4 separate regions of the Homo sapiens genome follow, and regions 2, 3 and 4 are each linked to region 1. The links are chromatin contacts, found by Hi-C or POLR2A ChIA-PET in ENCODE. All regions are on one chromosome and are shown on one strand. Each heading gives the region's core, a stretch centred on a gene start or an enhancer-like site at or near the end of the contact. The rest is flanking DNA. Distances are from core to core; before and after follow the strand shown.

What was found. A loop is a pair of places that touch in the nucleus more often than their neighbours do. ChIA-PET counts read pairs that join two places held with the same protein, here RNA polymerase II (POLR2A). Pooled maps may share reads with other maps.
Region 2: a pooled map shows a loop between it and region 1 (5-fold over the local background). The contact joins two enhancer-like sites. A Hi-C loop is called at or near these places in 4 of 50 pooled maps. POLR2A ChIA-PET finds 5 or more read pairs at or near these places in 2 of 52 experiments (T-cell and activated CD4-positive, alpha-beta memory T cell).
Region 3: a pooled map shows a loop between it and region 1 (4-fold over the local background). The contact joins two enhancer-like sites. A Hi-C loop is called at or near these places in 4 of 50 pooled maps. POLR2A ChIA-PET finds 5 or more read pairs at or near these places in 2 of 52 experiments (CD8-positive, alpha-beta memory T cell and Panc1).
Region 4: a loop to region 1 is called in a pooled map, with 5 times the contacts of the local background. The contact joins two enhancer-like sites. A Hi-C loop is called at or near these places in 1 of 168 maps with a recorded cell type or tissue (B cell) and 6 of 50 pooled maps. POLR2A ChIA-PET finds 5 or more read pairs at or near these places in 1 of 52 experiments (PC-9).

What each region holds. Positions count from the first base shown.
Region 1 is chr5:142,354,200-142,361,860 of GRCh38, forward strand. All of the region lies in intron 3 of SPRY4-AS1 (SPRY4 antisense RNA 1), which reads left to right. Among named protein-coding and RNA genes, the nearest start is that of SPRY4-AS1, 33 kb to the left of the region's middle. RefSeq lists enhancers at 861-1,662, 1,663-2,464 and silencers at 2,502-3,151, 6,645-6,883. Within about 2 kb of position 2,877, at least 34 of the 41 ENCODE cell types and tissues checked have a DNase peak (open chromatin) inside an H3K27ac peak, as active enhancers do; they include PC-9 and Panc1, where a contact is called at or near this core.
Region 2 is chr5:141,845,834-141,853,494 of GRCh38, forward strand. PCDH1 (protocadherin 1) reads right to left here. Exons shown (of 5, transcript NM_032420.5): 5 at 7,257-7,661. Among named protein-coding and RNA genes, the nearest start is that of PCDH1, 29 kb to the right of the region's middle. RefSeq lists silencers at 271-565, 3,843-4,092 and enhancers at 943-1,764, 2,521-3,077, 3,193-3,282, 3,636-4,192. Within about 2 kb of position 3,543, at least 40 of the 41 ENCODE cell types and tissues checked have a DNase peak (open chromatin) inside an H3K27ac peak, as active enhancers do.
Region 3 is chr5:142,823,323-142,830,983 of GRCh38, forward strand. The region is part of intron 1 of ARHGAP26 (Rho GTPase activating protein 26); the gene reads left to right. Among named protein-coding and RNA genes, the nearest start is that of ARHGAP26-AS1, 42 kb to the right of the region's middle. Within about 2 kb of position 3,894, at least 16 of the 41 ENCODE cell types and tissues checked have a DNase peak (open chromatin) inside an H3K27ac peak, as active enhancers do; they include Panc1, where a contact is called at or near this core.
Region 4 is chr5:142,710,332-142,717,992 of GRCh38, forward strand. No RefSeq gene overlaps it. Among named protein-coding and RNA genes, the nearest start is that of FGF1, 28 kb to the left of the region's middle. RefSeq lists a silencer at 2,871-3,070. Within about 2 kb of position 3,165, at least 36 of the 41 ENCODE cell types and tissues checked have a DNase peak (open chromatin) inside an H3K27ac peak, as active enhancers do; they include PC-9, where a contact is called at or near this core.

The DNA.
Region 1 (7,661 bases), core at 1,627-4,126:
GGAGGGTGGGGGAGTGTATCCTATCCTGGTTATTACTGGGGTACACAGGGAGTTCCTTTTCCTCCTCACCTTGCCAAATGTTTCCTCTGTCTGGCCAAGGCATACCTTTAACAATTTATGGGAATCATCTCTGAAAACGACCGAGAGGATTAGCACCAAGAAACATAAAAGTCTGTTTTCTTTGAGTTACAATCTCTCTTTTAAGACCTGAACTCTGGGCATCTAGGCCAGTCCGCTGCCTCTGTCCAAGATGTATGAGCAACCTGGGCTTATAGCACCCCATGCTCTTCTCTGGGTAGCTACTCTGCCTTATTAACAACCCCATTAGGTAGAAATTTGTTCCTTGCCACTGGAATGGCATTTCAGCTTACAGGATACAGACAAGACCACTTAATACCTGTGTGCCCTTGACCATATTTTGTGTCATCCCTGTACCCAGTTTCCTCATCTGTAAATAGGAATAATAATAATATCTAAGTTGGTAAGGTTTTTCTTTGTAACTTAAATTAGATAAAATACATATGTAGCTTACTTAGGGTATTATATAGCAGCTGCTAAGCACTCAATGAACGTGGATGATTATGCCCTGAATTGAAATAGCTCTTCCTGCACTTTATTTTTATTTATTTTTTTGAGACAGAGTCTCCCTCTGTCGCCCAGGCTGGAGTGCAGGGGCACGATCTCGGCTCACTGCAACCTCCGCCTCCCAGGTTCAAACAATTCTCCTGCCTCAGCCTCCCAAGTAGGTGAGATTACAGGCGCCTGCCACCATGCCTGGCTAAACTTTTTTTTGTATTTTTAGTAGATACAGGGTTTCACCATGTTGGCCAGGCTGGTTGGCCAGGCTGGTTTCAAACTCCTGACCTCAGGTGATCTGCCCATCTTGGCCTCCCAAAGTGCTAGGATTACAGGTGTGAGCCAGCGCGCCTGGCCTTCTTACTGCACTTTATTTTATTTTATTTTATTTTATTTTGAGATGGAGTCTTGCTCTGTCACCAGGCTGGAGTGCAGTGGCGCGATCTCGGCTCACTGCAACCTCTGCCTCCTGGGTTCAAGGGATTCCACTGCCTCAGCCTCCCAAGTAGCTGGGACTACAGGCGGTGCCACCACGCCCGGCTAATTTTTTGTATTTTAGTAGAGACGGAGTTTCGCCATGTTGGCCAGGAGATGGTCTCCATCTCCTGACCTCATGATCTGCCTGCCTCGGCCTCCCAAAGTGCTGGGATTAACAGGCGTGAGCCACTGCGCCCAGCCACCTTACTGCATTTTAAACCCAAACTTTAAATATCATCTAGGTCAGTGGCTCTTTTTTTTTTTTTTTTGAAACAGAGTTTTGCTCTTGTTGCCCAGGCTGCAACGCAATGGCGCCATCTCAGCTCACCGCAACCTCCACCTGCCGGGTTCAAGTGATTCTCCAGCCTCAGCCTCCTGAGCAGCTGGGATTACAGGTGCACGCCACCACGCCCGGCTAATTTTGTATTTTTAGTAGAGACGGGGTTTCTCCATGTTGGTCAGGCTGGTCTCAAACTCCTGACCTCAACTGATCCGCCCGCCTCGGCCTCCCAAAGTGCTGGGATTACAGGCGTGAGCCACCGCGCCCGGCCCTAAGTCAGTGGCTCTTAACCCTGGTTGTACACTAAACTCACTTTTGAAGTCTTACAGAAATGCCAGTGCCTAGGCCCCATTACCAAAGATCCTCATTCCCTTTGTCTGAGGTGGGGTCAGGGGTGTCAGTGTTTTTGAAAGCCTCCCTGGGAATTCTCATTTGCACCTAGGTTGAGAAGTACTGTATCTAGTTCAGTGTCTCATTTTCCTTATAGGAAGCTGTGAGGCCGAGAGATGAAAGGAAAGGCTCAGGCGATATAGCAAGAGCAGAAGGACCCAAGCCCCTTATCAAGGCTTGTATTCAAGGGGAAAATGCAGCCCTGGGGCTGCCCTTCACTCGGTCTTTGGGATGAGACTTCTGAGCTCTTTCCTGATAATAATGTTTGGACCTTTCCAACCCAGTTCTTCCTAGCACCCTTGCCTTTTCATCCTTGGATGCCTCAGGTCAGACCCCTCAGAGAGGTGTCCCTACAGAAAGCCGCTGTTCTAGAATGTGACCCATTAAAAAACTCATAGCACTTGTAGATGTGAAATAATCCTGTTCATTCATTTTTGAGAATCTAAGCCCCCTGTGGGCAGGAACCGTATCTGTGTTGTTCCTGCGGTGCGGGGGCTTAGAGTAGTGACCAGCACTTAGTAAAACATACTCATTAAATGACTGAATGAACGAAATCCCAGGAGGCCAGTTGAGTAGTTTTTTTTTTTTTTTTTTTTTTTCCTGGTCCCGACCATCTGATTCTCATTACTTCTACAGCTCGGGAAGTCTCTGCTTTGGCATTTTATAAACCTCCTGTGCGTACGTCGACATTTTAACCATAAATCCAGAGTTTTGGGACTGCAAAACTCGAGGCCAGGGGATTGGGGGAGGGGGATAACTACCCGGAGGTCCGAAGCCCGGCGGAGCTGCCCTGGGGTTGGGGGGAGGGACGGGAACCCTCGGGAGGACGCCCCTCCGCCCCCTGCCCACCCCCTCGGCGGGACATGGCCCCGGGCCGGGACGTCCTTCAGATTGGTGCGCCGCCGCCGCGGCCGTCTCCTCCCGTCGGGCGGGGTGGGGGGTGGTGAGGGACGCGATCCAGGTCGTGGCCTGGCGGCGGCTCCGGCCACAGCCCCCGCATTCCGGCCGCGCGCCCCCGGAGGTGACGCCTTGAGGAAGCTGTATTTTTTTGGGGGGGAGCCGCAGGGAACCGTTGGGAGAGGGGCCCTGTGTGTGTCCCTTTAAGAGCCGGAGCGCTGCCTCCGCCTCGCAGGCGCCCGGAGCCTCACAAAAGAACAGGATGTTGTTGATTTGTCACCAAACCACAGAGAGGAAATGATTGTAAATTTCCTTTAAACATCCCCACCGCGCTCCGGCCGCCCCCGCTTCCGCCTCCTCCGCCCCCGCCCGGTTCGGCACAGCGGGGCCTCAGCGCTCCCGCGGGGCGCCTGCTCCCCGGCCGGGCCACGGGCCGAGCGGCTCCTGGGCGCCTGCGGGAGGAGCCCCCGGCCCGGCCGCTGCCCCAGCTCGCGTTCCAGTTGCTTTTTCTACAGTTGCAGCGGAGGAAGGTCCTGGGCTTTTGTGTGAGCCCGCGCGCCGCCCTTCTCTCCGGGAGCGAATGGGAACCGCGCGCGGGGAGCTCCGTGCTGTGTCTAGGGAGCGCCTTAGCGCGCCATCCCCGTTTAGCCTCGCAGCTTCCCTGTAGAGGCAACAACCGTTATCTCCTTCGTTAGGGTCTGGAGGGAAACTGAGGCCCAGGTTAGTTACGTGAGCCGAAAGTCACCAGCTCTTGGAACGCTTTGGGGGCTCTTGGAACACACCATGCAGGTTTAGGTCACCCCAGACCTTATATTTGTGAATCAGTGAGCGACCGGAACATTCTAGAATCCCCAAGTCATCAAAAGTGGCAATTTACATTGCGAAGTCCAAAGCAATGATTGCCAAGTCCAAGTTTTTTCGTGGGGGAACGTCCCTCACCACTTCCAGCCGGGCATCCACTTTTCAGAAGCTGTTTGGGTCTCAGTTTCTACTTTCACTCCATTTGCTTGTAAGATTTCAGGAAGCCTCTGGTGGAGTAAGTGTTTGCTCCCAACCTGTGGCCCATGTTGGAGTGGTGTGGTCTGTGGTCTAGGAAAGGGCTGCCTTTGCTGTACAGAGTGTTCTTTTGGAGCAAGTAATGCTTATTCCGGCATAGGCTGCACTGGGCTTCTTGAACTAAAAGCAGCAGCTAATGTCCTAGACACCGCTGAACAGAATTCTCTCATTTCATCCTTTGACCAGCCCCAGGAGGTAGAGGTTGCTTTTCTCTTTAAACAGTTGAGGAAGCAGGTTCAGAGAGGCTGAGGAACCGGACCAGCTTGCACATTGTAAGTGGAAGACAAAAGACTCATTTAGTTACCACATTCTGATTACTGGTGATGTCTCTCTTTAATACTTTGTCTTATTACTCGCTTGCGGAGACAGGTGGTGAAGAGAATACAGGATATTTTTGTTGGGTCTTGTTACCTCAACTTCCAGGGAGCTCTGGGCCGGACTCCACTTTCTGGGAATAGAGTTAGGTGGCCAGTGCTCTCAGACTGGAATCTTCCCTTTGCCAGCCTTATGAGAGGTCCTGAGTGGCTTGGGGACTGAGGTGGAGTTCTTTTCACTCTACTTGAATAGGAAAATGGGCTCCTTTAAACGATTACCTGGAGTTGGATTTCTAAGGCTGAATAGCCCCAGTCCAATGCAAGCCCTTCTATTCAGATTTCTCAGCTCTAGGGGGCAATGGTAAGAGCTGGTGAGATGTATGGAGGGTTGACTTTGAATATTAAACGTGCGGTTCCTAACAGCTAATGTTTTCGTGTGCCTGCTATGTGCCATGCACTGTGCCAGGTGCTGTGCACGTGTTTTCTCATTTGATCCTAAGCCACGAAAAGTTGGTACCCAGAGAGGTCGTGCACCTAGAAATGATGGAGCAGGGGTTGGCATTTTTCTCCACAGAATCCCCTGTGTCTGTGCAAGAGGTCATCCAGGCACCCCAGAAATGAGACCACAGTTGCTTGCCTTCAATCATTTAGAAAGCCAAGAGGGTCCTTGGTGCGGGTGGATTTTGAGAGAGAAAGACAGTGGCCTTTGGCTCCTTTGTGCTGCAGCTGTCTGCAGTTCCTCAACTCTGAGGACATTTGTTGATGGATTTCCAGAGCGGACTTCTGTGTCTCCACCTGTCCTTTTTGCTTTTATAGAATGCCAGTCACTGGGACATCCACATCCTGACACTTGGGAGGGTGAACCATCTCCTTGTTTCCATTCCTCAGATGAGGAGCACAGGGCACCAACCTGCTAAGTTGTTGTGGGCACTGAATGGGCTGACTTGAGGCAGAGCAAAGCCACTGAAGTCAGGGTCCCTAGTCCCCGCCACTCAGTTCTGGGGAAGCTGGAACCATAGGGCAGGTCATCTGATGCCACCTGGTCTGAGTTTCCTGGCCTGTGAAGAACTTTGGTCTAGGTGGTCTATGAGGGCCCTTCCAACCATTATAGAAAAAATAGCTTCTATTTACTGGTCCCGTTAATAATATTTATTAAACATCCATTACATGCCAGGCACTACTGTTACAGGCGTTGGAAATACAGTGGTCAACACAAGTTCTGCCTTCTTGGAATTTAGGTGAAGATGCCCGAATAAAATAATTTTATATATATGTAAGTGTATGTATATGTGTATATGTCTATACATATATATGTGTACAGTCGTAGGCTGCATAATGATGGTTCAGTTAATGATGGACTGCAGATAACGGCGGTGGTCCATAAGATTATAATAGAGCTGAGAAATTTCTGTTGCCTAGTGAGATCATAGCTATCCTAATGTCTTAGCTTAGTGCAGTGCATTACCTTTTCTATGTTTAGATACACAAGTGTTTATCACTGTGTTACAGTTGCCTACAGTATTCAGTACAGTACCATGCTGTACAGGTTTGTAGCCTAGTAGCAATAGGCTGTACTGTATAGCCTAGGTGTGTAGTAGGCTATACCATCTAGGTTTAAGTAAGTACACTCTAGCTCTACGATGTTCGCATAACGATGAAATCGCCTAACGAAGCATTTCTCAGAACATTTCTCAGAACTTACCCCAGTCGTTAGGCGACACGTGAATGTATGTGTATATATGTAAAATGTCAAGGAGTACTTTGTTATGGACAAAAATGAAGCATGTAAGGGGAAATGCAGTGTGTGTGATGGGAGGGCTACTATTTTATTTAGGGTGAGGAAGGCTCACTGATAAGGTAGAAGGGAAGGAGTGAACCAGGCAGCTTCCTGGGAGAAGCTTACTGTAGGTATTTGAAATGGCAGAGATAAAGACTGGAGATGGGACTGTGTTGCATAGCACTTGCTGTGTGTTGAGCACTGTGCTAAGTGCTTTGTAGTCTTATATGTTTAATCCTGCTTATCACTGTTTTGTTTTCTTTGAAGTGTGAGACTCAGGTTAAATGATTTACCCAAGGCCACACAGCTAGTATGTAGCGAAGGTGATATTCAAATGCTAGTTTTAATCATCATGCTGCTTCCCACTAGGGACTCTCCTTTTTGAGCTGGACCTGGCATTTCATTCATGACCTGGTTCTTTTGATTTCTTGGGGATTAAACAGCAACAGTGGCCAAGGTGACACCTGGCAACTGAGTTGCATGGTTGACAACAGCTTAGGGCCTGAAGTTCCTTTTTGTGAGTGGAGGAAGGTGATAAGTTTAATACTGGAAAACCCCATGTTGTGTTTATGGCAGAAGGGGGGAGAAACACCTTTGGATTATTGTAAACAAGAGAAACGGGAGAACGGGGTAGCCTGAATCCCTCTGTCTCCCCCTCCTTTGTTTTAATTTCCCTAAGATAGTCCCAGCACAGCATGTTGTATTATACAGCGATAATTAAAACACTTGGATTTGTGAACTGAGATTTATAGGGCAAACAGGAGCCAGAGGAGAAAACGACAGTCATCTCTTTTATTTGCAGGCAGATATCCAAATTGCCACTTGCTTGCTTTTTCTTCCCGACACTATCACCTACTCTGCTTAATTAGATCCTTTCTTTTCCATATCATTTCCAACTGCCCGCTCTCCCTGCTGCACTGCAGTTTGTGAAGCCACACACTGAACACTTTCCCACAGCCCAGGGAAGATGTGAGTCAGAAACGCAGCAGCAAACAAGAGCGGAGGAGGGCACCTTTGCATCGATCGATCGGGCTGTCCCGCCTGCCTGTCCATCAGCCTCAGGGAGCAGGGACGGGAGGAACCTAACCGAGGGATAAGATGAGAAAGTGCTAGACATTTTCCAGCCTTCCTAAGACAGTTTTCTACTGAGTGCCCATTTGTTGTGGGGAGTGGAGAGGAGAATGAATTCCCCAAACAGCAGGCCACCCCCAAATCACATTGCAGTATCAAATAATATTTTGCTATGTTCAAAACTGTCATTCTAAACTTGAAACAGGGAGGGATGGGGGGCAGTTATGGGGACTGAGATGAAGAAAATGCTGTCAAATTTAGAATCTAGTAGAAAGGACAGTCAAAAATAGCTAATGAGAATTTTTGGCTAAATTAATTTGTTTTGGGCAAAATATTTATTGAATACCTTGAGTATTTGCTGATACTATGTGTCAGACATTGTTTTAGGCACTGAGGGGATACAGCAGTGGCCAAACACCAAGAAATCCCTGCCCACATTGATTTACATTCTACCTGGGTAAAGGAGGGTTGTGACTGTTAATTTCTTACCAAAGAGCATAGAAACTATGCAGAAAAATGAAGTGAAGGGGCCAGGCATGGTGGGCTCCCACCTGTAATCCCAGCACTTTGGGTGGCCGAGGCGGGTGGATCACTTGGGGTCAGGAGTTCGAGACCAGCCTGACCAACATGGTGAAACCATGTCTCTAGTAAATAAAAAAAAATTATCTGGGCATGGTGGCGCATGCCTGTAATCCCAGCTACTTAGGAGGCTGAGGCAGAAGAATTGCTTGAACCCAGGAGGTGGAGGTTGCAGTGAGCCAAGATTGCACCATTGCACTCCAGCCAGGGCAACAGAGCGAAACTCCATCTCAAAAAATAAAAT
Region 2 (7,661 bases), core at 2,293-4,792, 510 kb before region 1:
GAAGAGAAAGTAGCTTCCCCAAGTCTTCCACCCCTACCCACCCACCCCCATCTGCCTTTTTCACCTAGACCAAGTATTCCTATCCCAAGACTACAGACTGTCAAGAAAGTTCCCTTGATTCTGCCCACTCCTTACTGCCCACTGTGCCCCGTTACCTGTGTCCAGACAGCCCCTAATCTACTGCTTAGTCCCCACCCTGAGCTCCTCCGTCCTCAGGGCCCGAATCCACTCACGTCTTCCTGGCAGGGTTGTAAGGAAAGGGTAGGGCTCTCCTTGGGAGGTTATCTTTCTAAGTCTCTTTATTTCTCTTTCTCCCTTCTCCCTCTCCCTCTCTCTCTCCTCTTCCTCTGGCACTTATTTCTAACATCCGTGGACCAGGCCTACTGGTTGCCATGGAGACGCACGGTGCAGCTGGATGGTGAGTGTGTGTGAGAGGAGCTGTGTGCGCTCTGCAGCAGGGGCGGGCGGCTGTGTGTGAAATGTATCCATGTTACAGGAAGCATTCTTTGAGGGGGAATCAGACAGGGATCCAGGCCGCCTCCTTGAAGTGAGACCCAGGCCAAGGGGGAAACTCTAAAAGGCCTAAGCCCCTAAACCCCTTGGTCATCTTCATCTGGGAAACATCCACCCCTTGGCCCCTGCAGGTCAGATACTAAATTCTGTTTCATCCAGGATCTGTAATGGCAGATTCTGGAGGGGCCCTAACCTGCCCCGCCTGCCCAAGAGGACTAGGAACCCCAGAACCCACTGGGAAAATAGCGGGCTGAGACCTGTCCTGAAACTGGGAGGGGGGTTGGGGGCAGCTATAGAACAGGTGGAAGATTAAGCTGGACAGATGGGCTGACTGATGAAGCCCACATCTCCCCAATATTACTCCAGGGGATGGGGTTGGAGGGGAAGGGGTTTGGCCCAGCAGGATGGAAACTCCCCTCCATTTTTTTCTTTTTTCTTGAGACCGAGATTCAATCTTGTTGCCCAGACAGGAGTGCAATGGTGTGATCTCGGCTCACCGCAACTTCCGCCTCCCAGGTTCAAGCGATTCTCCTGCCTCAGCCTCCCGAGTAGCTGGGATTACTGGCATGCGCCACCATGCTCGGCTAATTTTTTTGTTTGTTTGTTTGTTTGTTTTGAGACGGAGTCTCGCTCTGTCACCCAGGCTGGAGTGCAGTGGCGCAATCTCGGCTTACTGCAAGCTCCGCCTTCCGGGTTCACGCCATTCTCCTGCCTCAGCCTCCCGAGTAGCTGGGACCACAGGCGCCCGCCACCAAGCCTGGCTAATTTTTTTGTATTTTTAATAGAGACGGGGTTTCACCATGTTAGCCAGGATGGTCTTGATCTCCTGACCTCGTGATCCGCCCGCATCGGCCTCCCAAAGTGCTGGGATTACAGGCGTGAGCCACCGCACCCGGCTGTATTTTTTTTTTTAGTAGAGACGAGGTTTTTCCATGTTGATCAGGCTGGTCTCGAACTGCCCGCCTCAGCCTCCGAAAGTGCTGAGATTACAGGCGTGAGCCACCACACCCGGCCAACTCCCCTCCATTTCTACTCACTTTGCCCAGAAGGTTAGAAGAAAAGAAACCCAGGTAACTGCCCTGAGGAATCTTAGCATCTTAGAGTACTGTGGCTATGCTCTTTTCTCCCACTTCAGGGCCTTTGAAGGCAATTTCCCTGCAGTTTCCTTGTATCTGGAATGTTCTTTGCCAAGCTCTAAAACTTCAGGGTTATTTTTTTTTTTCTCTTTTTTGAGACAGGGTCTCACCTTGTTGCCCAGGCTGGAGTACACTGGCCAACCTTCAGGTTTCCTCAGGGAAGCTTCCCTGGCTGGGTAAAGCAGCCCCCTCCCCTCCCCCACCTCCAGTTATCCTCCTTCTTGTCCCACTGTTTGTTTCCTTCACAGCACTTTAACACAATCTATAATTATCTCATTTATTTGTTTATTGTCTGTCTTTTCCTCTAGAATGCAAGTTCCCAGAGAGAGAGAGTAGGCATCATGCCTGTCTTATTCAGCACCATAATGCTAGCACCTGAGACAGTGCCTGCCACTTAGTAGGTGTTAGACGTGTGATAAATAAAAAAGTGGACAAATTATCTCATTGAAGCCCCACAATAACCTTTGGTGATGGTAAGCACTATTATCCCCACCTTACAGAGGAAGAAACTGAGGCTCAGCCACCTACCCAAGGTCATGCCACTAGAAATAAGTACAGCCAAATTTCTAACGTAGGTCTCTCTGACTCCAAGTTTGATGGAAAGTGGGGACCATTCTTTTGTTTGTTTTCCGAGATGGAGTCTTGCTCTGCTGTCCAGGCTAGAGTGCAGTGGCACAATCTCGGCTCACTGCAACCTCTGCCTCCCGGGTTCAAATGATTCTCCTGCCTCAGCCTCCCAAGTAGCTGGGATTACAGGTGCGCACCACCGTGCCCAGCTAATTTTGATATTTTTAGTAGAGATGGGGTTTCCCCATGTTGGCCAGGCTGGTTTCGAACTCCTGACCTCGTGATCAGCCCACCTCGGCCTCCCAAAGTGCTGGGATTACAGGTGTGAGCCACCGCGACCAGCCAGGGACCATTCTTAACCAGCCTAAACTGCACCTGGTTCCTCTTCCTGTCTGCCTGTGTATCTCCACTCCCAACCCAGGCATCCCCAGAGAAACCTGGGGCAGGGAAGGGAGGAACACAGAATCTGGAAGAATGTAAATCTGACCTTTTCTTTTACAGGCTTAAAATCTGTAAATGGCTCCTCTCCAACCCCTCAATCCAAGCACTTTAAGTTGACCAGCAGGTCCTTAGTTCTGGCCCCTGCCTTCTTCTCCAACTTCTCCTGCCCTCCTGAGCCACCTCACCTCCTCCTCCACCTCCAGACCCTGGCACATACTCCTCCTCAGCCTGCAAGGCTGACCCCTTCCTCAGTAGCCTATCCCTCATTTGCCCTTTGAAACTCAGCTCTGGCACCACCCCTTCCAGAAAGCCTCTAGACTTTGGAGAGGACAGCGCCTTTAGGTCTCCTGCCAGAATTTCCGGCTCAAGGCAGGGCCGAACACAAGATGTGGTCATTGTTTACCTGTCTGCCTTTCCCACAGAGACTGTGTGTCATTCTTGGGGTCCAGTACCCTGTGCCGGTCTGGCACATGGGAGGGGCTCAGGAAATGTTTGTAGAATGAGTTAATCAACCAGTGACAGGATTCTGGTACCCAGTCGGCCACCACATCTCCTCCAACTTCCTTAACTCCAGACATCTTTTCCTGGGCTAGGCCTTAACAGAAGGAACTCCTCACCCTTCACTGTGGGGTCAAGTCAGGGGTGGAGACAATGCGGGCCCCTCCCCCGCTGATTCAGCGCCTCTCCTAATGAGGTGAGGCCTCAGGTTTAGGAAGGGTTGCCACACCCACTGGTAGGGGGAGGGTCTGTGATTCTGTAACTGGAGGATAGGTAGGGGGCTTCGGTTGTAGACTGAGTAGGGAGCTGACCTAAGCCGGTAGATTCAAGTACTGCCCGAGAGATCTCTGCCTTTCCGCCCCACACCCCAGTCACCCCGCGCCAGGCTCTCGGCGCGTCAGATCCCGGCCCTGCGTTCTTCATCTCCTGCCCCGCCACGCCCCCAACTGCAGATCCAACTCGGGTCTCTCCGAAAGCAGCAAGGAGCCTCGGGGTGGGCTCTATGCCCCGTGATGCTCCGCGTCTGGGAACGGATGAAGGGGTGCCAGCAACCCCCGCCGTCCCCGCTGTCGATCCGGGTTTACACGAGGCTCATCCGGGATTAGTCCCTGCGGTCGGCTAATCCCAGCGGCTGGACCGACCCCGGGGTCCGGAGCGAGGCCCACACAGTACCGGCCTAGGGAGCTAGGGCGCGGGTCGAGCAAAAGCGCGCGACGCTGGGCGGGTGTGGGGGTGGGGAGGGGCGGAGGAGGGAGCAACGCCCCGGGAGGCGGGGCCAGGAACCGGCTGATCCGGTCTCTGTTTTCCGACCTCTCCGGAGCGGGTGTTTACCCGGGAGCCGGACGGAGGAGGCCGGGGCCGGTCGAGCCCGGAAGGGGGGAGGGGAGCGCAGTCGGAGACCGAGGCTGAGACCTTTTCGGTTCCTTTCCCCTAAATCGACTTCCAACCCTCGTTCCTGAGCGTGGGAGAACGCGGCAGACAGACAGATGTCTCCCGCCCCTTATCCTATCCAGTTCCGCAATTCACACTCGTTGCCAAAGAGTGGGGAGCGGGAATGGATACACCCGGGAACGACTGCACGTCCTGCGGGCGCCCGGGGAAGAAGGCAGCGCAGCACAAAACCTCTCCTGCGGTCACCTCCCACCCCATCCTGCACCTGAGTTCTTGCGGGGAGGGGGTGCCCACAGCAGGTCGGGCCCAGAGGATCCGGCAGGGGTCACTTTGAGGTGTACGGACTAGGAGTCTATCCTCAGAACGCGTCAGCTCGACCCCATCCCCGATTAATACCAGTGCGGGTCTCAGTCTCTTGTCCCTCGCGTCCCCCAGCCCTCTCCAAGGCCTCCAGATTTAGCTCCCACTCTCCACGGGACGCAGGCCCGAGGACCCGGAAGAAGCTGAGTGGGGTCCGGTTTTCACACTTTTATTGTAAAGCTCGGGAATAATTACACGGGTCTTTCATTGACAGCTCAGCAAACAAACCGGAAACGAACCGAACCGGAGGGGGTAGGGGCGGTGCCTGCGCATGCTCGCGGCGGGGTGGGGGGGGGTGGGGGTGGGGGTGGGGGGGTCAGAGAAAGAGAAAGACAGAAAGAGACAGAAATCATTACAAATCAACGGGATTGTGCTCGCAGCGCCAGGGATGGGGTGGGGTGGGGCGGGGCGGGGGCCCTTCCCGGGAGGAGCGAGGCAGTGGGAAGTGGCACGAACCAAGAGAAACACGACCCCAATGTGGGCACCCGACGCGCCCAAAACCCCCCACCCCGACCCCCACCCCCCTACACACGAGAGAGACACGGCCCCCCTCCCCACTAGATAACCCGAGGAGACACAGTCTCCCCTCCCCATGGGCAGACACACCCGCCCGAAACCCCATGGGCGGGACACAGTCCCCCCTCCCAGAGAAGTCCCCAGTGGAGACGCCCCTTAAGAGACTTTCTCATGGCCAACACAAGCCCTCCCAACACCCGGAGACAGCCCCGACCCAGGGAAGAAATGGCTCCAGAGGCCCTACCCTCGGGAGAGAGAGGTATCCCAGGGCTCCTAGGAGAAAAGACAACTCAGAGATGCCCAGCCTCATCCTAAAGTGCTGCAGGGCAGAGAAACCCCCATAGGAGAGATGGGGGTAGGGCCAGAAACATCCCTTCCCAGACGTGTTTCAGAGATAGCCCCCTTCCCTGGGAAGAGAGATGGCCCGAAACTGACTTGCCTTAAGTACTCCCAGGAACCCTGGGAGGAAAACAGGCTCCCCAGAGAGCCTGGGTAATTGGGGGAGACATGCTCCCGTGGTCCTCAGCGGGAACACATGTCCCCCGGAGACTCCCAAGGGGAGAGATAGGGCCTAGAGAGACCCCAGAGGTGAGGGATGCCCAGAGAACTTCCCCCCACCCCGGAATGTGAAACATGCTTCAAGGACCCTAGGAGAGAAATATGTCCCCATATACCCTCCCCCTACGGAGAGACATGCCCTGAAGTAGGGGGATGGGGACCGACTAGGTCCCCTCTGGGAAGACACAGACTGGGTCAGGCTGGGTTTGAGGGGGGCTCTCCTCTGGCCAAATGTCGCCTATTGGTACATAAAACTGTACGCGACACAGGCATTGGGGAGGGGCTTCACAGACCTAGGACCCACAGGGATAGTCCCCAGTGCTGTCGCCAACCCCTGCCCACCTTTGGTTTCATCTCTCCAGTGCCCAGTTGGTGACAGACTCAGTGCCCTGGCCCCAACCAGGGGGCTGGGGGCTCTGTCTTTGCCTGTGGGAAGGGCTTCTCAGCTCTCCCAGCCATCTGGGCCACCCTCTTTCTTCTGGCTTCTCCATTGTGCAAAATGCTCCTCTGCTCTTCTGCTCAGTGCTCAGGGGTCTCTAAGACCAGGGCAAGGTACCCAGGCCACTAGGGGCTTCCAGTGGGAGTCCACTGACCCCAGGAATGCCGCCTGTCTGGACCACCTTCTCCACCAAGCAAATGGGCCTCATACAATCTTCTTGCCCGAATCCTGACCTCCAGGACCCAGGACAATCCTTGAGGCCACTGTTCCACCAGCTGGGCACCCAATACTACCAACTCCAAGACTATTGCACCTGCCCCATTTGTGCAGGGGAAAGGGGCTGTCTCTTTAACAAGCCCCAAGCCCATCTCCTGGGCCTCCCCAAGGGAAAGGAGCCTTTGGCCAACCCCTAGACCTGGCTGCTGCCACCCCATCCCATTCTACCCCTTCCCCTCTGTAGAAGGGCTTCGTATGCCAGGGCTACCAGCCTAACAATGCTCTCCTTCCTAGCACTGTCACCCCAAGCCAAGTTGGGGGTAAGGGGCAGATAAATAGGGTGATTCTTCAGGCCCCTGGCTTTTCCGGGGTGGGGGTGGGGTCTCTGGGGTACAAGAGTCAAGACCCCAGCAGCACAGCTCCCAAAGGCACCAGACGACCCCGCAGCCTGTACCCACCGCTCGCAATCTTGGACCACCTCCCCAAGCTTAGACTAAGTCAAGCAAGGGCCATACCCTGAGTCTCCAGCCTCCCAGCCTGGGCCCCTAGGGAGCTGGAGAGGTATGGGCCAAGGCAGTGGGGGTTTCTGGAAGGAAGAGGGGCTGAGGCTTTGAGATGGCCACAGTGGGAGACGGGGGCTCTGCAGGACGCCCCTTACACCCTGGCCCCCTGAGGTGAAGAAGAGAACTTCACCTCATCATGGCTGACTGGGCTTCTCTGCCCCCCAACCTCCCTACCCCCTCCCCCATGGGACCCCTGACCCTGACAAAGGGAAGCCCAACTGGAAGAAGGGGGCCTGGAGCCCAGGGTGCCCTGAGGCAGCCCTCCCACCCCCTGAGATCAAGGCAATGGTGGTTTTACAGGCTGACGGGTCAGTCATGGCAGGGGCTGGGGGTTGAGAGGGCAGGGAGGGGGCAGGATGCAGGCCCCCTATATCGGGAGCAGCACCCAGCCACCCCCTGAGCAAACCTTCCTGCTCCCAACTCACCCAACCAGGCCAGAGGCACAGTCATCCCACCCCTGTCCAGCTGCCCCCCACAGCCTCAGGGCCCCTCTGTGATGCTCATCTGGATGTGGGAGGCCAGCCTGAGCGGGGATCCCCCCAGGGCACAGCGCAACAGTTCCAAAAAAATAGAGATTTGTATTTTTAAGAAAAATTAAATAAAAGCCCAGCTCTGCTGATAGGCAAATGTTACCCCCGTCCCCACCCCCACCCACCCGTTGTTTCCCTGGCCTGCACCCCCATCCCACCATGGCCCCAGGGGTATTTACAACATGGAACAATAGAGGCCTGGGTTGGGGGGCACTGCGGCAGGGAGGAGGGGGCACAGGGCAGGTCCCCCCCCAGAGGGGTCCCCCAAGACAACACGACATCAACAAGAAAAGTTGCAAATCAGGCAGAAATGGGGACGTCATTCCAAGGTCCTTATATACAGACACTGCATGACCAGCAGGGAATGGGGGCCCAGATGGGACTAGGCGTGGGCATGTGGCAGGCAGGTGGGCCAGTCCAGGAGCAGCACGGG
Region 3 (7,661 bases), core at 2,644-5,143, 470 kb after region 1:
ATGCAGATTACAAATGTTGGCTACCCCAGTGCCTGGTGCTCCTCCCTTCATTCAGTGTGCCCCTCCCTTCTGTGTTTTTTTTTCTTTCTCTTCTTCCCTGCAGAAATAAAGCCACAGACATCTGAATGTGTTCCCACTTCTCCCATTGTCCACCCTAAAGCCTGGCTCTTGGGACTGTGTGACGTTATACACCACTCTTTTTGTTTTTGGAACAAACTCTGTTACTCTGCCGTTTGCTGGTGTTATGGCAAACTAATCTCAAAGCACTGATCATAAGCAAGTACTATAAGAAAAAAAAAATCCTGTTTCCTTCCTCAAGGTGTAGGACCAAGGGTCTGGTTTGAAAAGTATTTTTATTTTTTAGATTTTGCTAAAAATCAGTGTCCTGCTGTCTTACTGAAATATGAATGTCACGGTGTGTGTGTTAACAAGTATTTGATGGCAATAATTGCTTTTGACAGATTATAGCTTGCTGATGGTTATTTAAAGGCAGTCTTTCCTTAGGCTACTTCTGTCTACCACTGCTTTGGGTAAAATGATTTGTTCTCTCATAAGGCCTGTCGTGACAGAATTTTCACTTTTTAAAAGTGGTCGTCTTATTTGTAAAACTGAAAAGATCTTTTCTTTCAGTGGTTTATAGACAAATAACAAAGCAATGGATGAGTACTGTAAAAGTTTGGGGACGACTTCACTTATTTTTGTGTGTTCCAGGGCTGGATGTGACTCATGCACATTTGGGGACCAGCTCCACAATGGGTTTCACACCATAATTTTTTGTTTGTGGAACACTGTATGAGTTTCAGTATGTTGTGTGTATGTGTGTGTGTGTGTACATTTGCTGCAGTTCGCGTTCCCATGCTCTGTGTCTTAACAGCTGTGTCCTGGGATGTTCTTGCAATCCAGGTTCTTGAGGATGTGTTGTTGCTTGCTGAGTGGAGCTCTGCTAGTTGCTCTTGCATTGGGCAAAATCGGAATATTAAAAAATCCCCAAGAGCTAAGCATGGAGTAGGAAGCATAGTTCCTGAGGGTCGTCCCTATCAAACACCACACCCTGGTTCTCTAAGACAGGACAGAGCTGGAAGTGTGTGGTCCCCAAGGCTCAGTACTTACTGGTTTAGCTGACATCCCACAGGCAAGGCTGCAGCCCTAGCATCAGCAGCTGTATAAGCTCCAGAGTGGGTGTCCCGGCAAGAGAGCCAGACAGGTGATTTGTTAAATTATTACCTGTGTGTAGCTTCTTGCCCCTGGTGCCAGGCAGCATGGAGCTCGGCAGGATTAAAAGGAGGTTGATTACACAGCCAGCAAAGGTAGGAGGTGAGACTGCCAGCTGCTACTGTGCTTAACTCTTGAGACACCCACAGAAAATGGTCCCTGCAGCTGTGTCTCTGTGGGACTTAAGAACATATAGGGAATGAGAGATCCAAACACAATGCATTGACAATGATAGGATTTCCTAGGAAGCCTTATTAATGGGCAGGGCACCAAGAGTGCCACGGAAGGGGCTAGGCTTTCAGCAAAATGTGCAGGAACTATGTTTCAGGAGTGGGGGAGAATCTGGCAAATGTTAAATATATATTGAGGATCATCTGTCCTCTGCTACTACAGGCAGAGAAGGGAGAAAATGGGCTCTTAACTCTTATTGGGGCAACCAATGAAAATGGATCAGCAACTCTTTTCATTCATTATAATTATTCAGTGTCTCCTATATGTAAGAACAAGAGGACCCCTCCCCTCTCCTTCAAGCTTGGAAAGTGGGCTGGGATAAGTAGTAGAGGCAGCTGTGGAGCATACTGTTCTCTTGCTGTGCGATCTTGGGCATAATAACAGTGCCTCCTTTACAGGATAGTTGTAAGGATTTAAACCAGGTTATGTATTGAAAGTGCTTACAACAGTACCTAGCACACAGTACATGCTCTATGTTAGTAACAGTAACTTGTTATTGCTACTACTGCCATCCTTATTGAGTAAGCAGGGGTCCTTGTGGAGGAAGAGGGTAGTTGGGAGCCCACTCAGGAGGTGGCCATGAGGGACAGAGGCCCCCTTCCATCCACTGTTGGAGGGGCTGGAGTTCTTGGTGCCCTTCCTGCTCGAGGTGCACATGGGGCTGAGGTTATGGAGATGAGAAGGAGGAGCCTGAAGGCTGGTCTCCTTCCCGTTGTCCAGCCCAGCAGGGGACCTATGTCAGCAGCCTCTCCTTGGGGACTGCCTGAGTGTCGTCACCCTGAGCAGCACAGGCTCCTTGATTTAATTTGTTTCCTGCCCACAAGCCACCTGAAGTTCAAAGGGTTATTATTTTTCTATTGTAATTCCTTAGCGGGACGATACATTCCTTCTGGGACCTGCAGGACTTTTTTTGGAAAGCTAAATTGGCAACACTGACTCAAGGAAAAGGCAAGTAGTTAAGAGCCGATATTCCGAAGCAAGGTATTCTAAAAAGGCTTTTCTGTCCAGTAGAGACTCCAGATCAGAGAGCAGGAAACTTTTCCTGAGCCAGAAAGTATCATTTATAGGTGTCCTTGGCGGAATCCCTCAGAACACAGTTCTCGAATCTGCCTGTAACAATGTTGCCTTTCCCGTGCTGTGTGCTGGCTTGGGAATTGTGGAATTCTGCACATGATGCATCTGGGTATTTAGTTTCTGGTGGCCGAGGAGAGATGATGAGGAAGCAAAGATAGAAGACCTAGATTTTCTTATCGATTTGCTGGTTAACCCAGGGAAAATTACTCTGTGCTTCATTGATAGAATTAGAACATCTTTCTGTCTCACGAGAGTGTTAATGACCAGTCAGACAGTGTTGAATCTGGGAATTATTTTTCAAGGAGGGGGATATGATATGTGATCAAATTGTCTTTTATATATTTAACAGACTAATGAACTGATGCTTCGTCTGTCCATTATTATCAGGGAACGGAGGCTGCTTCCTAGGTCAGATTTCCAGATAACTGGAGATTGTCCATACACTTGTCATGGTAGAGTAAGACTCACATCCGGGGTGGAGGAGGCGCTGTACACAGTTAACTCATTTAACCCCTACCACAATCCCATCATGTTAGGAATTGTCATACTACCCATTTTGCAGAGCAGGAAATTGAAGTTTAAAGAGGGGTAAATAAGTTTAAAGAGGGGTAAATAAGTTGCCCGGTTCATTCAATTATTGGATAGCCATTTATTGAATTTCAACTACGTGCTAGCACGAGGATTATTATCACCACGGTGAGTGGACCAGGCTTGGGTTGTCCGTAGGGGAGTTAGGATTCTTCCCAGGGATGTCTGGCAGGTGACTTGTCGCCACACCATGTTCTCTCTCACAGGATTTTAGTGGTGGGAGGTACAGGGCCTTCTTGAGACCCATGAGGTGGGGTGATTCCCTGTGTCCCTGGCCCCATCACCAGGTGCGATCTAGTTTTCAGCCTTAAAGCCCAGGTCAGTCTGCTGTCCTCTGTGCCTATCTCCACCAAGCCCTCCCACCTGCTACTATTTCAAATGCCAAGACTTGAAAACTTTTAAATACTTGATAAAAACCTGGCCTCCAAGTTAGGCATTTCCCTGCTTTTAAAAACAGAGGAAGCTTGAGCAAAAGCCAACATTTTTCTGGGTGACTCAGACCTGTCATTATGTGCTTCATTGATATAATTTTGAGTCTGTACTTTCAGGTTTTCATTTTCTTTCTTTGTGTCACTTGTCACCTCACCTGTGGCCACTGAGATTGTCACTAAGTGCCTCTCATTTCCTTTGGGTTGGCTGTTTTTCATCTCCTGTGAATGGGGAAACTGAGCTTCTGTTTTTTTTTTTAAATCCTATTTTTTTTCTACCCTATTTTTTTTCTAATGAAAAGCCGGAAGTTGCTTGGTGAGACCTGAGGAATGAGTCAGTGACTGTTAAAGCCACCTCTGGTGTTGGCTGGCCTCCATGGTTGGTTGTGGCATGGCCCTGTGTCCTGTGGTCATGGTCTTACTACAACTGTGGCATCTGCAGGAGGGATTGAGAGCTTGGGCGCAGGAGTCTCCTGAACGTGGGCTCAGGTCCTGGCTCCACTGCATATTAGTTTGGGAGCTGAGTCAGCTTAATGCCTCCAAGCTAAAGTTTTCTTGTCTTGGCACAGAAAGCCCTGCATAAATGATGCCCTTTATTATTAATGGTTGTAGAATTTGTGGTGCTGGTGGTGGAGGTTGAGGTTGGGGCAACATGACCAGTGAGTGTTTAGGTAACTATGTAGAGTGTAGGTTAAGAGCATGGGCTTTAGGGCCAGGATGACCTGGGGTTTAGTCCTTACTGCCTCATTCACCAGCCAGGTGACAGATAATGAAGGGATACTTACAGAGGTCAATGGCGTGGGCTATTGAGTTAATGTGGGAGTCTGTTCCTGGCTCTGCTGCTTACCCTCTGGTGACCCAAGTCTAGAAGCTGCTTTAGGTTTCTCATCTCCAAAATGAGGAAAAAAGGACCTACCTGTCAGGATTGTTGGGGGAATTAGCTTAATGCACATACCCTTAGTGTTTCAAACAGTGTCTGGCACATGTAAATGCTCAATAAACGTCAGCCGTTACTAGCTAATGATTCTCCTGGCATCCGGGAAGTGTAGATACTGCTTTTATTTTTTAAATACTGTTGTTTATGCTGTAGCCCTTTTCAGCACTTCTTCCTGGTCTTTGTTCCCTTGGCTTTTCTTGGTCTTCCAAGTATTGAAGTAGGACTAGTAGATGGTTCATTCTGGGAATAGTTACGCACGCTATTCAGAGGGAATGGATGCTTTGCTTTGTGAGTTTCCCTGGATCAAGTTTCCTCTACAGGTAGGAATTGTTTCCTTATCAGGCCCTCAACCTGGACCTCCCTGGGAGCCGCTGGCAGATTGTATGAAATAACAACAATACTCAGGGGATGAAGTATCTGTTAAAAATTACGAGTGTTGTCCTCTTTGACATCTCCACCCTTTCTTATGGAAAAGATTTTGAGTGCACTGTAGCTGAAAGATTATTCCTGCACTCTGTACGATTCCACTTTTACCCGTGCAGTTTCCCTTCTTTTCTTGGTAGGTTTACAGCATATGCACCACAAAATGAGTCATTATGACTTAAGTTTTTTTTATTTCTTTTAAGCCCAACATGTAGGTGGTAAACTAGGATCTTTCCTGGTCAATTCTAAAATGGTTGGGAAAATGAAATTTAAAAGAAAAACATGGAGAAGGAAATTAACAAGCATACATTATTCTTTTCCCCCTAAGGTTTTTGCCTTCACATGGGGTTGCTTTCATTTTCCTGACAATTAGTTGTAACTAAAATACTGTGTGTCTTTGGAATAATTTAAGAAGAAAGGTTTTGCCCCCATGAGGCATCAACCATGTGCAGGGTACTGGTGATGGACGGTTGCTGTGACTGGGGTAGTCTGGTTTGGCAAGGGCTTGTCATGTAGGGGATTGTCTCTATATTTTGAGGGGTTGGCAACTCTCTCCGCATGCTCAGGGAGAGTTGCCACCTGGCCCATCTGTAGAGTGGCCCAAATCTGGTTTTTGCCTCCTCTAGCAAGACGGGTTTGGTGTGCTAGGTGATTCTGACACACACCAGGTCCCCGCCTTCCTCCAGCAGCCTGACCCTGTCCTCAGTCCAAAGCAGCTAGAAGGCCTGCGTATCTGTTTCACCTGTTAAAGTGTTTCTGTGTGCTCATGATCTTCACTACTGGTGTGTTATTGGAAGTTAGCCACTGTGTTCAAAAGAAAGGCACAGCTTGATTAAATAGGTTAGTAAGTGCTGGTTAGGCATGTGCTTCTGTTGAGTCAGGGAAAGGCTGGTGGTGATAAGGAGAGGAGGCTTTGAGATTTCTGTAACCTTTCTGTCCTCTAGATTTCTGAGGTTGACACTTGGTAAAGGGAGAGAGAATGCTGTATACCATCATATTCTCTGTGCAGGACCCAACCAGGTTGACCAAATGTCCTAGGTCACACCTGCTATCTCAGCATGATTATTAACAGTGCCCCCTTTCTCGAAACCGTCTGTTTGGATCTGGCCACCCCATGTATGTGTCACACAGGTCTCTTTGAAACTTTTGTCAATAGGAATGAACCTCATTTTCCAGTGGCCTTTTCCCCCTTAGTAGATCATGATAAGAGTGAGATCACCTTCTTTTCCACCCAAATTAGCAAGAAAGAACAGTTCTGTGAATAGTTGTTACAATTCTCACCATTAATAACTTCAAAAAGCTAGAGATCTGCAGAGCAGAGGGCACCTCACATCACCATTGTGGAGAGGGTGAGGTGCAGTGTGATATAATTGGTATTTATCTCTGTGGCCTGCTTGCCGCACTGGATTAAAACAAACCAAGAATTTCAAGGCTAATTGGCTAAAATTATATGTGTAATTAGAGAGAGTAGAAAAGCTAAAGGAAATGAACTTACCCAGTGTCACCTGGTCAAGCAGGTAATGGTGAACAAGGAGTGTGTGCCCAGGTGTGTCTGGCTGTCTCCACTGCCCCTTACTGTCCACCATATTGGCCTAATGTTTTCCACTCATGACACTGAGGATGGTGTCATTCTCAGCATGCAGGGGATGAGCTGATTCAGAGCATGGTCATTGTTCCCACTGCTGTCTTCCCACAGCTAGGAAGTGGCAGAGGTTAGGTTTAAGCTCAGGCCTTTATACCATTATTACTTTGGGGAGGGCTAAATGGTGGATGTTTTCGACCTGATGAGAATAGTAGGAAGGGGCAATTGGTGTGAGGAAATATTGGCCCAGGGTGAACCTTTTCAAGTTTATTGGTGTGAGTTAAGTCATTTCCCTAGAATGTTGGCCAAGCCTCAGGAACATAGCACGTGGGGATGTTATTCATGTTCAATAAATGTCAAGTAGCATCCACAGATTTGTGGGTTTGTAAATCCAAATGGAGTGCTATTATTCAGGTTTCTTGCATGCTCAGGATTGCTAGCATTTGTTTTTGAACAGTTCTAATAAAATAGCTCATTACTATCAAGTATGGATTAAATACCTGGCTGAGAAAAGTAAGGTGATTTATATATCTTCTAATTAGTGCAATTGAGAGTGACTATGGCAATGATTAAAAATTATTTTGTGGTGATAATAAGTTGCGGTGGAGGGTAGGAAGGGGAAGTGAAGGATTTTTCCGTTTGTGTTACATTTCCACAGGTTTGGGATGTTTCTGACAGTACGTTATGGCAGTCAGTCTGTTTTTCCATAATTGTGATGACCTCTGAGTGAAGACTTGACTTTTAAAATTAATGATCTGATCAATGCACTCTTTAATTAATATAGCTGTGCAGGTGGATAAAAAATACCGGTCTTCAAAAAATGTTACCGATAGTATCAATTTTCACTGGGGCAAAATGACCAGACTAGCATGGTTTTGTATTTTTTCTCCCAAGCAGTTCTTGTGGGAGAGACAGACAGACAGATACACACACAAAATATGTAGCCTCTGGGAGTCAAGTTCATCTCTTTGCCATTGTAAATACTTTGGCCATTGTGATTAGTCACTCAGCCAGACTGCGCCGTATCCCCCTCTCTCAGTTTGTATCATTTTCCTTGATATCTGATTCCACTTACATGCCTGCTCTCAAATCTCCATAGCTACGTGAAAATATGTATGAGAGGTATGTTTTTTCAGACAGGCAAATATGACCTTGCAGATGAGCTCCTTTCATTATTAAGTTTTAC
Region 4 (7,661 bases), core at 1,915-4,414, 360 kb after region 1:
GCAAATGCAGGCAGTGGGCCAGGTATACATGCATACATATGCCTTATGTGAGGGGTGGGCACTGAGGTTAACTAGAAAGCATGAGCCTATTTTTGCCTTGTGGTAATAAGGGCCTCATATTGCCAAATTTTTCCATTTTTTTCAAAAGAAGTAGGAAAGGAAATGCAGGCTTTTAAAATGTGAAATCCCAATTTTCAATTGTTGGTTCAAAAAAAACTTAAATCTCAACTAGCCAAATAAAATGCATCTGGGGTCCACACCCAGCTACCCTATAGGATACTAATTTAAAATATCTGGACTATAGTCTATATTGATGAGAGAAGTGGGGTGAAACTTGGCATTCCCTTGCCATTAACTTCTAGCCTCCCAGTAGTCCAGGCTGCCTTGAATAAACACCAGACCATCATACAAAACAGAGTTTTTATCTTATTTATTTATTTATGAGTTGGGTGTCTTGCTGCATTACTCAGGATGGAGTGCAGTGGCACAATCATAGTTCACTGAGGCCACGAACTGCTGTGCTCAAGTGATCCTCTCACCTCAGCCTCCTGAGTAGCTGGGACTACAGGTGTATGCCACCACATAAGGCTAATTTTAATTTGTTTTTGAGAGACAGAGTCTTGCTATGTTGCCCAGGCTGGTCTTAAACTCCTGGCCTCAAGCAATCTTTCCACCTTGGCCTCTGAAAGTACTAGGATTATAGAAGTGAGCCGCTATGCTTGACCAAAACACAGTTTTTAAATCAATTTATGTCTTTACTGAAATCTCTTAAAGATGCCAAAGGGTGGGGTTTGGGTTCCATTCATAACACCAACATTTCTGAAGAATCCTCTTCTCTTGTCTCTTTCTCAAGTCCTCCTCATGACATCTGTGTTAGTCCGTTCTCACACTGCTATGAAGGACTGCCTGAGACTGGGTAATTTATAAAAGAAAGAGGTTTTAATTGACTCACAGTTCCACAGGGGTGGGAAGGCCTCAGGCGGAAGGGGAAGCAACCACATCCTTCTTCACATAGCGGCAGGAAGGAGAAGTGCCAAGCAAAGGGGAAAAGCCTTTCATAAACCCATCAGGTCTCATGAGAACTCAAGAAGAGCATGGGGATATGTGGAGGAAAAGTTAAATCTTAAATTTGAACTCAATTGAATGTGGACACAAACAATGGTCACCAAGTCCCAGAACAGGTTGCATGAGCCCCTTGAGGCGTTCATCCAGACGGTTTTGGAGAAATCTGTTCCTGTATGTTAGTTATTGAAAAACAACAAACAATCATAAAAACAAGTTGACCTTTTTGTGTTCCTTGAGTCCAGTCATGAAGGGCCCTCGTGACTGGGCCTCATGCCAAATAAGTCGTTACAAAAAGAACTAGGGTCCCATACCACGCCAAAGCTTCATGAGACCTCTCCTCATCTGTGCATGGATGAGCGGTCAACTCTGGAGCCCAGGCTGTTGCTTCCCTGTCTGGTGATGAATCCTCTATAGTCTGGTAAGTGTAGTGGCCGACTCTGGAGCCCAGGCTGTTGCTTCTGGTCTGGTGATGAATCCTCCATCGTCTGGTGAGTGTGTGTGTATATATATATAGTCTATATTGATGGGAGAAGTGGGGTGAAAGTTGGCATGCCCTTGCCATTAACTTCTAGCCTCCCAGTAGTCCAGGCTATATATATATATCTTCTCCCTTTTCCCCTTCCCATTGCAATTTGCTTGTATCATTTGCTTATTATATCTGCATTGCCATTTACATGGGATAAAGGTTGTTTACCCTTGAAGGTATTGCATGTGTGTCTTTTCTTTTCCCTTTGTGCATCTCCCTCATAGAAAAGAGTAACCGCCCCCATGATTCAATTGCCTACCACTGGGTCCCTCCCACAACACGTGGGGATTATAGGAACTACAATTCAAGATGAGATTTGGGTGGGGACACAGCCAAACCATATCAACAGCCCAGCAGCTACTTCAGTCCTCCTTAATTTATCTCTTGAATTCTCCCAAACCCAGCTCATCCCTGGCTTGTTTCTCTTATTCTTTCTCTCGCCTTCTGATCCATTCTGCTTTCGTTAGTATGTAACTCCCTGCCTTCTCTTAGGTAGACCCATCAACCCATCCTACCCATGGTACTGCACAATTCAGAATCCTTTCCCAAATTTTCCCTTATTATGCACAAGAAATACTCCAGGGCCAGGTGCAATGGCTCACGCCTGTAATCCCAGAACTTTGGAAGGCTGAGGCAGGAGGATCGCTTGAGCCCAAGAGTTCAAGGCTGTAGTTAGTGATGTTGGTGCCACTGCACTCCAGCCTAGGCAACACAACAAGACACTATCTCAATTAAAAGAAAAAAAAAGAAAAAAGAAAAAGAAATACTCCAGAACTTGGCTAGTGAAGACTAATTCCTCCTTCACAGGAAGGAAGTGGGGGCAGGGGAAAATGATGCTGTAAATACTCTAAAATATGTATTTTTTCCTGTCCCATCAGCTATGCCATCTGGGATGGGGTGACGCCTGGATGAGATGTCATTTTAAAGGACATTTCTGGGACATGCTGGCATCAAGGCAAGTTTTCAGGTGGCTGCCATTTCCTTGTCATTTACCTTCTATGGACAGGACAGAGTCTCCACCCAAACCACCACCCTCCCACAAAAGCGGGAAGGAGAAGCCAGAAGGGAGAGAAATCAGACTTTTCCTGATTTGTCTAATAATAGAAAGTTGGCAGAGCACGTCACAGAATAGAAAGTATTTGATAAAAACAGCATCTGTTCAGCTTGGGACTCGAGCCGGAGCTGCATGGAAATTTAATTTATTCCTTCCTCGAGTATTCCCATTAGAGTATCACAATTCTGTCTTTCTCATTAATGAGAGAAGTTGAAAACGTTGCTTCCTGTGACCAAAATGGCTTTCTTTCCCACGGGCTGATGGCAGAGGAGGCGACAGCGCAGCTGAGCGAGCGGCCAGCAGGGGGCGCGGCCCTGCCGTCCTCACACCCACCCCGGACACGGAGACGCGGGGCGAGCGGGGCGCCCCTTACACAGCCTGCGAGGGGAGACCCAGGAGGTTTTCCAAACAAGAGGCTTTGCTGACTCTAGGGGCCTAAGAATAACCACTGTGTAGTATCCTGACTGCCGGCGGCCTCAGTAAAAGTGGTAGACAGAGGCTTCCCTGTCGCTCAAGGAGCTCCCAGGGCTTTCTAGGCTTCCCGTTCTCCTCCTGTTTCCCAGGACCCACCAGAGTGCCCCCTGCAGGTCAGGACGGGAACCGACACCTGGCCTTTGTCAAAACGCATTCCAGCGCCCAGTGAATTACTGTCCTCACGCCTGTCACCTCTCCATCTCCGGCTCCTCGCTGCTCTGGCTCCTTAAAGTCCTGCTCTGGGCAAAGTGGCCTTAACAGGAAATCAAAGCTGAGTCAAACTAATAATAGTTTGGCTATTGATCAGGCAGCCCCTTTAAATCACCCGGTGTTTTGTTTAATTGCAGAAAAATACACATAACATAAAATTTTCCATTTTAAATGTACAGTTAGTTTAGTGGTGTTAAGTGCATTCACATTCTTGTGCAACCATCCCCACCATCCATTTCCGGGGCTCTTTTCATCCTCCCAGGCTTAAACTCCACACTCATTAGACAAAAACTCCCCATTCCTCTTCCCCCAGACCTGGAAGCCACCATTCTGCTTTCTGCCTCTGAATTTGACTACTCTATGTACCTCTTATAAATGGGATCATATTGTATTTGTCCTTCTGTGGCTGGCTTGGTTCACTTAGCATAGTGTCCTCAAGGTTTACCCATGTTGTAGTGTGTGTCAGAATTGCCTTCCTTTTAGGGGTGAATAATATTCCACTGTATGTATATACCACATTTTATTTGTCCATTCATCTGTCAATGGCCACCAGGATTGCTTTCACCTTTTTGGCCATTGTGAATAATGTTGCAATGAGCATGGGTGTCCTTTTCGAGATTGTTTTGACCTGTTGGTATTTTAACAGGACTCTTTAGGAAGGTAATCCCAATGGAATAGTTCAAGGTCCGAAGAAAGCTGATGGGAACTATTTTAGGAAGAAACAGATTTAATGTCCCTTGCACCAAACCATATCACCTACATAGGGGGCTGCCCTAGGATATATGTTCTGATATCATGCATTTTGTATTTCCTCACTGAAAAGGATAAGAAGTTGTGCCCAGTGGAGGGAAAATGTTTCTGACTCAAACAACTTCCAAGCCACTTGGCTCTCGGAATCTTTGATAGCCGTAGATTGTTAGGCAGTGACAGTGGGAAGCCAGAGAGTGATGCAGACACGAGCAGGCTTTGGTGTCAGACCCGGCGAACATTTCTCCTGACATGAGCTTCAAATATCTTCATGAGCGGATTCTTTGGGGGTCCTTGCTGATTCAGCTTCTATCCGCCCCTCTATGCTTTCCTGTGCCTTCAGCTCTTAGTTTTTCCCCCATCAGCATTGCAATATGCTCAAGAAGTTAACAAAACAAATTAACACAGAGAAAGCACAACCCTCCCTTAAGCCCTGCCTCCCTTCAGTTCCCATCCTTCCTGTCTCTCTCCTGCTGTGGCCTGTAGCCTGTCTTCTTGAAGGAATCATTTTCACTTGCCACTTCCATATCCCCACTCCCATTCACTCTTGAACCCGGTGCTCTCCTGGCACTGGATTCTGAGGGTTTCTGATGTGACATCTTGGTTCAAGCTTCTGATGGGAAGTCAGCCCCCTGTTCAAGTCAAAAGCCCTGCATCCTGAGAAGTCCTGGCACCTTGCTTCAGAGACAGTTCCTAGAATACCAGAAGATATATATATATATGTGTATATATATGTGTATATATATACACACACACACATATATATGTATACATATATGTGTATACATATATGTGTATACATATATACACATATATATGTGTGTGTGTGTATATATATATATACACATAAATATATACATATATATATACACACACACACACATATATATACTTCCTCATCAAAAGAAGGCCTAACAAGAACTTTTGTAAATCATCTTTCCTGGCAATGGAGTATAGAGGTTAGGGGACCAACTGTATCATCATCCACAGCTTGATATGACCCCCAGCTCTGCCAGTTGCTAGCTGGGTGACTTTGGGCAAGTTACTTAAGTTCTCTGCACCTTCTTACCCTGCCTCTAACATGACGATCGCCCCAGCACCTACCTCATAGGCCTATTAGGATAAATAAATAATGCATGTCAAGAGCTGAGCACAGGGCATGGCTCACAGGAAGCATTTCATAAGGGTTAACTCGTGACTACTTTTTATTGGCATAATACTTAAAGGTTGACCTTAGTAATTAAGTCTATCTTGATTTTCATACCTGTAAAATTTGAGTGAACAAATGTGGTAAGACTAAAGGGTTTACTGCAAATTTTCTAGAGAATAATTGGTTCCCTAAGTGATCAGAAACATTTGCTAAGGATAACATGAGGAACGACAGGGAGAAACATCACATAGGGCTAATGAAAAGGCAGAATCTCTGAATGGAGATGAATACTCCTAGATATTGTGAGATAAACCAAAAAGCGGGAGAGTGTGATTGAACTTGTGCATCAGTGATTAGCGTTGGATAGGATTAGCATGCATAAACACAGACTTTTTGGAAAACAGCCCCTTGAAAAGCTATCAGAACTAAAATATGATAATAGTCAACACAGTCTGGCCACCAGATGAGGTATTCTGCTGTTTGATAAATTTTATAAAACTGCAGACCTTATTTTAAACTATGTGGAACTATTCCAAGGACTGATTGCAGAGTACATGAATAGGTATGTGAGTCTGATAAAATAGCTGAAATAAGGACAGGATTGGAAGGACATTGAAGTAAAATTGGCACGTGTTGTTCCACATCTAAAGGCTGGAAGCCATTTGGGCAGAGGCAGAATCTGGGCTCAGAGTCTAGCCCTGCAGGACCCAGTGTGGCAGCTGCGTGTCTCTGGAGCACTGGAGAGGGGGCTACTGCAAATTAAGATCTGCTGTAAAGGTAAGATACACACTAATTACAAAAACAAGAATGTAAAATATATCAGAGATTTAAAAAATATTGATTATATACTAAAAAGCGTCAGCACAGTAACTCACACGTACTAAGCACTCAGGATATGTAGTCTATTTTTTCTGTTGTTGTTTAAACCCAAAGAGCTGAGAGTTTATTATATGTCAGTGTCCTAGGTAAGACAATACTTGAAGATACCCTCACAGTCTGCCAAATGGAAGAGGAAAACATTCCCGCTTTTTAGAGAGGTGGTTCTCAAATGGGAGAATTTTGCCTCCCAGGGCCATCTGGTGATGTCTGAGACACATTTAACTATCGAAACCTGGGGGAAGTGGCTGCTACTGGCATCAAGTAGGTGGAGGCCAGGGATACTGCTAAAATCCTACAGTGTACAGGACAAACTACCCCCACAACAAAGAATTGCCACGTCAAAATGTCAATCGGACCCAGGTTGAGACATCCTGAATTAGTGGCTCTTGATCACTTACAGATGTGACTGATTAATAATCAAGCTCAGCGAGTGTGTGGTAGAAGGAGGATTACAAATGTTATCCAAAGAGGCATCTCCTGGCCAGCAGCCTTGGCGTCACCCAGAATTTACTAGAAGAGCAAATTCTCAGGCCTACCCCAATCCTACTGAGTCAGATCTCTGGGGGTGAAGCCCCTATATCTACATTTTCACAAGCCTTCCAGGTGATTCTAATACAAGCCAAACTTCTGAGAAGCGCCGCTCCACTGCCCCTGTGTCCTAGTTACCAACTCCTGCTCATTCCGGGCTGAGCAGTAGGTGGCAGTGAATCGCAGAACGGTATTTGGACGGCTGCTAAATGCTGAGAAGGGGCTGGCTTGCACCAGATTGGTTGGTGATGGAGCTGGTGACAATTGCTCCAGTGTTCTTACACTAGCCCACAGTTCATGATGCCAGCTTTCTCATCTCAGGAAAGTTCAGGGAACAAATCCAAACATGGTTCAAAGTCATTCTAAGGTCTCTTCTTAGTCACATGGTGTTTCCAAGGCTTTGAAATTGTTTACTTCTAACTCATGTTTTCAAAGTTGTATCCTTCAACAGAGAATTCTGTGAGTATCTGGGTTTGGACTATTCTCCTAAGACACCTTCCCACCCTATAAAATCCCAAAGTCATGAGTACAAATCATTTCTGCCATCCTTGGACACCTTTTGGGCAAAGTATTTGACCCATCTCATGCTGAATGGACCCTTGGCCCCTCCTCTGCAATGGACCAGATCCGGTGAATGGTGAACATCCTGTTTCCCTGGATCTTTTGTCAGGCAGATAAAATTCAATGTTTGGCAAACTTTGTTAAGGCTGAGAGTGAGGTCACTGCAGTTCAGGTTATTTTCTATCTGGGCCACAAGAGGACACCCTCCACTCAGCCATGAGCATCTATAGTCTCCATAAAGCTCCGAAGTGGGTTGAGTGATGTGCTGGATTATGAAGAGGGGACAGTCACCTGCTAGAGAGGGAGGGGATGTCACTTTCCTTCTGTAGAGTGGTGGGATGAAGTGGCTTTGGATCAGACCTCAGCCCTGAACTCTAGAGCTGGGTTGCTCGAAGTGTGGCTCCCCGACCAACCGTATCCCCGTCAACTGGGAAGTTGTTAGAAAAGCACATTCTGGGGTCCTAGCC